2 separate regions of the Mus musculus genome follow, and region 1 is linked to region 2. Evidence: chromatin loops called from intact Hi-C (ENCODE). Cell type or tissue: left cerebral cortex. All regions are shown on one strand. Each heading gives the region's core, and the rest is flanking DNA. Links, peaks and the distances in the headings are about the cores only.

Region 1 (4,394 bases), core at 290-4,289, 450 kb after region 2:
GTCACTGCTCGGGGTCTTACATCATCGGAAGTAGGCTTTGGTAAATTGTTTAAGGAAGCCTTTAAATAAAAAGAATTAAAATAGTTTAAATTTATGCTTTGAAGATTTACAAAAAATCAGGTACTAAATGTTAAACAATAACTGACCTTAAAAATGTATTAATTTCTTCTTGGAAATTTGCCACTAGCCTTAGATGATTTTTATTGTGCCAAATAACAATGATGTTACTGAAAGGAAATAAAACTGTAATTCATGTAATGTATGTTAAATAGCCCAAAGAGTTGTTTGTGAGCTTTGAAACCTGGGGCTGAGAACACAGCAGAACAGACCAGGACATGCCCGGGCAAGCCCATCGCCTCCCTAGCTCCCACCCCTCTGACCTAAGTTAAATGTTACAGGCTGCTGATGTTTAAATGGACCAATCATGTGAAACCGCGCCAATTCCTCCCCCAGCCCCACTCCTTTTCTATAAAAACCCCTAGCTTCCAAGCCTCGTGGTCGAATCCACTGTCTCCTGTTGTGTGAGATACGTTTCGACCCGGAGCTCCGCCATTAAAAAACCTCTTGTTGTTACATCAAGGTGTTGTGTTCTATTCGCGATTCTTGGGTGCACGCCGAATCGGGAGCTGAGTGGGGGTTTCCCCACTGAGTTCTTTCATTACCTGTTCTATCCGTGATTGCGTCAATGAACACACTTTTTGAGAAGTTGTAATTCTTGGATGATTCTGTATTTTATTGTGCCAAATGACTATGATGATATATGTTCTATCTGACTGCTTCACTGAACACATCTGCTCAGAGTTGTAATATTTGTTTCTTTATGCATAAAAACCCTTGCATGAGGACTGCAAAATATATTCAGATTCAAACTGCCTCTGTGTTTGTTTTGTCACCGCCAAATCCTTACCCACCTAGCCTTCGAGGATCCTCTTCCCAGGAACCCTCATACCCGACTGGGGTGGTCCGTGGCAGGGCCTCCCTAAGGGCTGGCTGTGGTAGCTATTGGAGGACAAGAAAAAGTGCTATTGAAATGCGAATCTCTGCATATCTGGGAAAGGTCGGTCCTCGGCGTGGAAGCCTGGCCCAGGAACCACTATGCTCTGTCTCTTTAACACACTCTAACCCAAAGGGATGTGTTCCTGTCACTCAAGACTCATTGGCCAATCAGGTTCTCCAGGAAGGCCTCTCAGTCAGAAGAGGCGGGTTCTTCCGGGTGCCATACTGCAAGTCCAGCTCCGCCGCTGAGAAGCTCGAACGGTTCCGTGTGACGTGCTCTGTGTACTGCTGTTTGGTGCGGCTAGGAGAGCTCAGGCAAGCTCTGCAGTCACGGCATGGTGAGAGCAGGGTCACTTCCCCACGGCAAGGGGAAGAGCAGCCGGAGTGAGAGTGGTGGGTCCTCCCCAGAGGCTGGGTGGGAAGGCACAAGGACTTTGGAAATGCGGATCTTTGTATATCTGGAAATGGTCTGGCCCTGGACACTTCAGCACGCTCCAACCCTAACGGAGGTACTCAAGATGTTCAAGACTTGTTGGTCAATCAGGGCCTGCAGGCACACCTGCCAGTCAGAAGAGGAGGAGGGTCTCCCCCCCCCCCCCAGCTCCCCCGGGGTGCCCTGCTGCAGGTTCCGTTCTGTAGCTGAGCAGGTTTGACTGATCTGGTGTGCTGTGCTCTGTGTGCTGCTGCTGGATGCTGTGAGGGGAAATCAGACAAGATCCAAAATCTTGATATTGTGAGCGCAAGGTCATAGTCTGCAAAGGGGAGAAGCAGGCGACTGAGCAGCTGGGAGCTGGAGTGGTAGGTCCTTCCTGGGGCTGAGTGGGAAGCGGCAGCCTGTTGCACCCCCTCTGGTCTCTAGTCACTCCCTGGACCTCGTGGTGGCCTCAGAATTACTTCACTTTGGAGGCTGGATCAGTGCATTTGAAGCAGGGTCTTCTGTGTAGAAACATCCTTGGCAGGAAGACAAACTTGGATAGCCCTAGTTTCTCTAGTGTCTTCTACAAGTTCTTAGCATTTAACATTTAGGTGTAAGATCCATTTGGAGTTAATCTTGTGGAGGTTGTACAAGGTATCTCAAGTGCTGTGTAGCAGCACTCCAATATCTAGCTGTAATGTAGAAGATGATGTGAAGTAGTTACCAGTGCTTAGAAAGAGTAAGTGATATCAAATAATTTTTTTTTCTTTGCTTTTTCGAGACAGGGTTTCTCTGTGTAGCTCTGGCTGTCCTGGAACTCACTTTGTAGACCAGGCTGGCCTCGAACTCAGAAATCTGCCTGCCTCTACCTCCTAAGTGCTGGTATTAAAGGCGTGAGCCACCACCGCCCGGCTATCAAGCTAAGACTTCCTACAGAGAAGTAGTATGCTAACCAGACCTGTTAGAGATTAAGATGCTAGGATACACATGTTTGTTGACTAGGATTGTCCTGAAATATGGTTCCAAACCATAACAAAGGACACTCCCCTGATTTACAACCAGCCACTAGGTCTAAAAACAGGCCTCTATCAAGCTGCTCTCAGGGGGCATTACAGGGTCATAACCAACTGGTTAAGAGCACTGACTGCTCTTCCAGAGGTCCTGAGTTCAAATCCCAGCAACCACATGGTGACTCACAACCATCTGTAATGGGATCTGATGCCCTCTTCTGGTATGCATGAAGACAGCTACAGTGTACTCATATAAATAACAAATAAGTAAATCTTTAAAAAAGAAAGAAAGAAATACTGTATTAAAAAAAAAGACCTGATGTACTCTACAGGTATATTTTCTTCTTGTTCTGCCATATGGGCAAGAGTACGCTAGGTGATAACTCTTTGAAAGGAAAGGGCTTGGTTGTGTTGAGGGCTGTCCTGATAAAGCAAGGCTTTCCATGAAGCCCTCATGTATGGAGAATGACATAGCTTTTTCTCAGGCCCAGGAACATGCATTCAGAGCTAGTAACAGTCTGAGGCCTAGGACTTGGCAGCTTTCCTTAAGGCCCTGATTTATTGAGAATAAAATAGAGCTCCTTCTCTGTAATGGTTTGACTGTGCTTAGCCCAGGGAGTGGCACTTTTAGAAGGTGGTGTCCTCCTGGAGTAGGTGTGGCCTTGTTGGAGTAGGTGTATCACTGGGTTTGGGGGTTAAGACCCCCATCCTAGCGGCCTGGAAGCCAGTATTCTGCTAGCAAGCTTCAGATGAAGATGTAGAACTCGCAGCTCCTCCTGCACCATGCCTGACTGGATGCTGCTATGCTCCTGCCTTGATAATGGACTGAACCTCTGAGTCTGTAAGCCAGCCTCAATTAAGTGTTGTTCTTACAGGAATTGCCTTGGTCATGGTGTCTGTTCACAGCAATAAAACCCTAAGTAAGACACTCTCTAAAGCCATGACTATATTTGGGAGAGCTGGTAGTGGTCTAGAGCCAGGGCCTTTCAGGAGAGGTTGCTTCAGCTCTTCCCACCACAGTGGGCTGTGGCTCTCAGTCCCATGGCTACTGTGGGTTTGGTCAATATTGTTCTTGAAAGACCTTGTGTTCCCCTGTCCAGCCCTGTTTATTAAACTCCTCCTAAGTTTGTCCTTTGTATGATATTTTCTGCTGACTTCAAAGAAGTCTCCCATTTCCCCTGGAAGTAGTATAGAAAATACTGTTCTTACTAAGAAGCTTACTTGGTATAAAACAGCTTGTGTAAGGCCTCCTCACCCCAGCTTTTATATTTTCTATCTTCTACTTTTCTTATCTTTTTTATCTGGAACCTTCTACTTGGCACCCTGTCACTTAGTTTTGAGGACCTGTCACTGTAGTTTGAGGACACTGGTGTACTTAAGGGATAATTCTGGGAATATTTTTACTGTGTATATCTCCTGTCTGTCTAAGTGGCTAGACTTGGCAGTCTCCAGTTCATATTTAAATTGTTCAAAACATAACCTGGGGCCTGAACCTAAAGAGGCGTAAGGGTGATAGCGTATGTAGAATACAGAATCTGTTCTAGGATGGCTCCTCTTTTACTCTTAGCCAGAGCTGAATGCATGCAATTTTGAAAGGGATTTTCATTATCCTTTAATTGTGTATGGGATGATTTTTCCCTGGGAAGAGGTTCTAGGACAGGTGCATCTTCAGTCTTTTGTAAACGAGAAATGTTTCTGAGTCAAGCTATGTTGACTCAGGTCACCTTGATCCTAGTCAGTTGATCCGCAGGGCAATGACCTTGCTTGATTCAGTTTCCTAAATTCTAAGGATAAATGGCTATGTTACAACAGAGTTTTAAAAAATCACTCATTTGAGTCATGACCATTGCACTAACAGGAAAAGGGTTTGCATGTGGAGCATGGCTTTTGTCTTCAGACCAGAATAGGAGGAACAGTTTGCTGTACACTGCAGGGGAAGCAGGGGAGGCAGTAACTAGATCGCAGACTGCTGC
Region 2 (4,394 bases), core at 251-4,250:
AACCTCTAGATAACAAGAAATTTAACAGCTCAATCAAGAAACATGGGCTTTTGGTGGTATATGCCTTTAACCCTAGTACTTGGAAGGCAGCTCTCCATTCGTTTCAGGTCAGCCAGAGCTAGATGGTGAGGCCCTGTCTGAAAAGAAGCAGAGGAAGTGCTGACACAGCAGTCATCATCTCACAGCAGGTCCAAGTCTGACTTGCCAATAGTCAGTCACCGATGGGAGAGGACCCTCAGAGGGTCCTGCCTATCCCTGTTGACCTTTGTGCTGTTCACGGTTTCTGAGAGAACTGGTTCAGTTATACACTCATGGGAAGCTCATTAAGACTACCCTGGATAAACTCTACAGTCACACACACACACACACACACACACACACACACACACAGAGTGAACATGGGAAATGTATCTGTAGGGGTGGGGGATGGAGGTGACAAGGAGTTTAAACAGAGTGGGGGTGAGAATAATCAGAATGTGTTGTGTACATACATGAGATTGTCAAATGGCAAATTTAGTTACTTTTAAGTGAGCTAGTAAAATGAGCAGATAAATCTCAAAAACAGAAATACAATGTTTAATTTTTTAAAATGAGGAGTGGAGATATGGTTCAGTAAGTAAGAACAATTCCTGTTCTCGTAGAGGACAAGTTTGATTCCCAGAACCTACACTGTGGCTCACAACTGTCTAACTCTAGTTCCAGGGGATCTCACTCCCTCTTCTTGCCTCTATGAGCACTGCATGCACATGGGCACATGCACACATAAAATTAAAATAAATAACTGAGTGGTGGTGGCACACACCCTTAATCCCAGCAAATCAGGAAGCAGAATCAAACAGATCTCCAAATTTGAGCCCAGCCTGGTCTACAGAGTGAGTTCCAGGCCAGTCAGGGCTAGATATAGAGGTAGAGGTAGAGGTAGATAAAATTATGTATGGAATATATTAGTCAGGGGTCTTTACAGAAACAGAACTGATAGAATGAATATATAGTAAAAGGGCTCTGGAGCTAGAGAAATGTCTCAATAGTTAAGAGTGCTTGCTATTCTTACTGAGGACTCAAGTTTGTTTCCTAGCTCACAACCACCTATACCTCTAGCTCCAGGGGATCTGATGTACTCTTGAGCCTCTATGGGCACTAGACATGCACTTGCCTACAGTTACATAAACATATACACATGAGTAAAAAGTAAAAATATAATTCAACGAGAAGGTCTTTTAGGTTAGCTTACATGAGATAGTCTGGGTAGCTCAATAATAACTATATTACACTGAAAAGAGTCACTATGCCAGGCTGTGTGCTTCATCCATCTCTGTGTGCTGAAGGCAGGAGGATTCCTGTAGAGCCTCTGTCTTCTGTACATGTTGGAAGCCCAAAACTGGGTCTTAACATCAGTAAAATATTTTAAGAGGCAAAAACAGGATAAACGAACTTACCAACAAAAGTAAAGCAAGAAGGGCAAGAAGAAGCAAAAACTTTCTCCTTCTGGAACCTCTCTCTAGGCTGCAACCAAACTCCCCCCCCACACACACACACACACACACACATTTACTGTGGATCTTCCCACTTAAAACAATCTGATCAATAAAAATCCTCAGAAAAATTCTATTGGCTTACCTTTAGTTGATTCCAGATCCAGTCATAGTGACCACCAAGACCAACTAGCATAGTCTATACAACATGAAAATAGAAGAAAACCTGCTTAGGCTGCAAAGGGGACTGACTGGAAGAGTACTGAGTGTGCAAGGTGAGGGGGTAGGGTATGAGCACTTCATAGAGTTTTGAGCAAATGCCAGCATGGAAAATGTCCTTGTAAAACCTAAAACAGAATATACACCAGAAACAAACAAACAAACTACAAAATACTAAGAGCAGCTGGTTAGGGTTGCTCACATCTAGAGGCTTTGGCAAGCAGATCTCTTTTGAATTTGAGGCCAGCCATGTCTAGATAGAGAATTCCAGCCCAGGCAGGGCTACACCGTAAGATCCTGTAAGGTTGGGCTGGAGAGATGGTTCAGCGGTTAAGAGCACTGACTGCTCTTCCAAAGACCCTGAGTTCAAATCCCAGCAACCACATGGTGGCTTGCAACCATCCATAATGAGATCTGACACCATCTGAAGACAGCTGCAGTATACTTAGATATAATATAATAATAATAATAATAAAAGATCCTGTGAGGTGGAAACTTGAGGGTTCTTTGGAAAATAAGTTGGATGATGTTTTGCTGGGGCAAACATGTGAAGGAATGTTTAGCTGAAGTGGGTACAGTGAAAGACTAAGGCAGACTCATGAAGGAACGTTTCACTGAAGCAGACACAGGAGAGAGGATGTTCTGTTAAAGCAAGCTCGTGAAAGGACATGCGATGATGGATTCTTTGCTAATGATATGCATGTATTGGTACACCTTACATTGAGGAGTTCAGTTCCATAGAAAGAAACACCAAAAACTTCTGGTGGTGTGCTACAGTCTCTTGCCGCTCCCGCAGACTTGGGCTGATTGGCAGAGTGATGTCAGCTGAGGCAAGACATATGTTGAGACAAGACCCGTGGAGGACATATGCTGTTTGGAGAGTACAAATAGGACTCTCTGGATAAGTGACAGAGGCTAAACTAGGCTTGCTTGTAGAATTTGCTGTGCAACACTTGTGGGTCTCTTCACTGATCTTTGCTTCCCTGAGAGAGGCATAGCCAAGAACTTCTCCTGGCATCCCTCTGGTCCCAAGGCTGAGGCCTGGCTGACTCTGCTAGGTCATGTCAGCGCTGTTGCTAACTAGACTCTACTGAACTGGACTGCTGATGGTGGGTGGTGGGCTAAAAAAGGAGGTTAAAGCATTTAAGAACCATCATTAAAAATAGACGTTAAAAAATTTTTAAAATTAAAGTCACAAAAAAAATTTTTTTTAACTAAAAAAAAAATTTTTAGTAGGGTTCATCACAATGCCTTAGTGAGTAAAAGTGCTTACTACTAAGTCTGGGGTACTGAGTTCAATCCTACAATCCACATGCTAGAAACAGAAAACTACTAAAAGGTGTCCTACAACCTAAACACACACACACACAGAGCACACAGAGACATTCTGCTTTTCCAGAAGACCCAAATTTATTTCCCAACACCCACAGGTCAGCTCATCTGTACACCCAGTCCAAAGAATCCAGTGCTTTCTTGTGGCCGCTCTGGGTACCAGGTACACACAAGGTGCACAGATATACATGCAGACAAAACACCCATACACATGAAATAAAAATAAAAACCAAACAACAAAGAGCGTGGGGATCTTAGCGAGTGAATCGTACGTAGATGGTACAGGGCCTGAGAGTATAGAAATAACCCCCTTGTCACACAGCCGTTTCCACCCTCCAGGAAAGAGGAAGGAGGTTTTCAAGACTCAGGAAGTAAGAGAACAAGTCTGGGAAAGGTGAAATGGAACAAGTTTCACCAGGGTCCCTCCTCCAAGGTCACGATAACACCTGCTGCTGCAGACGGAGAATAGGGCTCTGACCCACTTACAGCACTGCCTACAAGTCCTGCAGAGAGCTCTCAGGTGGCAGCTTCCTGGAGTCCTCAGCCATACTGGGGTGTTGTTCTGGTAACACAGCTGCCTCTGAGTCGTCCTGGCTCCTGTAAGTAACCCCAAGAAAACCTCAATGGTTCACCAAGCTGACTTGAGTCAAATTGTTACTTTGGTCTGTTGTGGATTCCCTATTTGGGGTGAGTCAAGTCAGGAAAGGCCTCAGTGTGGATGCAATGATCTGCTAAGAGAAAACAGTGTTCCTGATACAAGTGACTATGTACATGGAGAGTACCATGACACATGCCTAAAGCCCTGCTGTTTGGAAGGTTGAACCCAAAGGATCCCCTGAGCCCTGGAGTTTCAGGCCAGCCTGAGGAACAGACACCACCACCCCATCTCAAAACAATAAAAATTAACTAGGCTGGGGGTGTGGTTTAGTTGGTATAGTGCTTGCCTAGCATGCATGAAGCTGTGAGTTCAAGCCCAGCACCATATAAAACCTAACTGGTGGCACTGCCTGTATTTAAAGCTCTTAAGAGGTGGACACGGGAGAGTCAGAAGATCAAAGGTATCCTTGGCTACTGAGTGTATGACCACCCTGAGCTAAATGAGGTCTTGTCCCAAAAGGGGGGAAAAAACTTTTTTGTGGCACTGGGGATGAAGGCTTTGGTCTCATATATGCTTAGCAAGTTTTCAACTATTGAGCTACATCCTCAGATTTCCCAAAATTTCTTTTTAGCAATTAAAGAGGTGGCTCGGTGATTAAGAGTACTTGCTGTATTCCACAGAACCTGTTTGCTTCACAGCCTTCAGGTAGGGTAGCTCACAGCAGCTTGTCCAACTGCAGAGGGGCCAATTACTTCTTCTGGCCTCTTCAGGTG

What was found. A loop is a pair of places that touch in the nucleus more often than their neighbours do. Peaks named below come from ENCODE experiments on the same cell type or tissue, not always from the same donor. Only the 100,000 strongest peaks of a DNase experiment are listed, where the experiment ranks them.
Region 1: it touches region 2 in a loop (2.0-fold over the local background); 7 of 42 quality-filtered maps call a loop at or near these places.

The regions. Positions count from the first base shown.
Region 1 is chr8:4,611,945-4,616,338 of GRCm38, forward strand. Zfp958 (zinc finger protein 958) reads left to right here and starts at 1,226. Exons shown (of 4, transcript NM_145591.5): 1 at 1,226-1,334. The coding sequence starts at 1,332. In left cerebral cortex, for the core only: a CTCF peak has its summit at 2,671 (motif pointing left); DNase peaks (open chromatin) are centred at 733, 1,180 and 1,784; H3K4me3 peaks cover 1,908 bases; H3K27ac peaks cover 1,281 bases.
Region 2 is chr8:4,159,440-4,163,833 of GRCm38, forward strand. 4932443L11Rik (a long non-coding RNA gene) reads right to left here. Exons shown (of 5, transcript XR_003947498.1): 5 at 2,934-3,620. Among named protein-coding and RNA genes, the nearest start is that of Evi5l, 4.9 kb to the right of the region's middle. In left cerebral cortex, for the core only: no CTCF peak of the experiment used is centred there; a DNase peak (open chromatin) is centred at 2,585.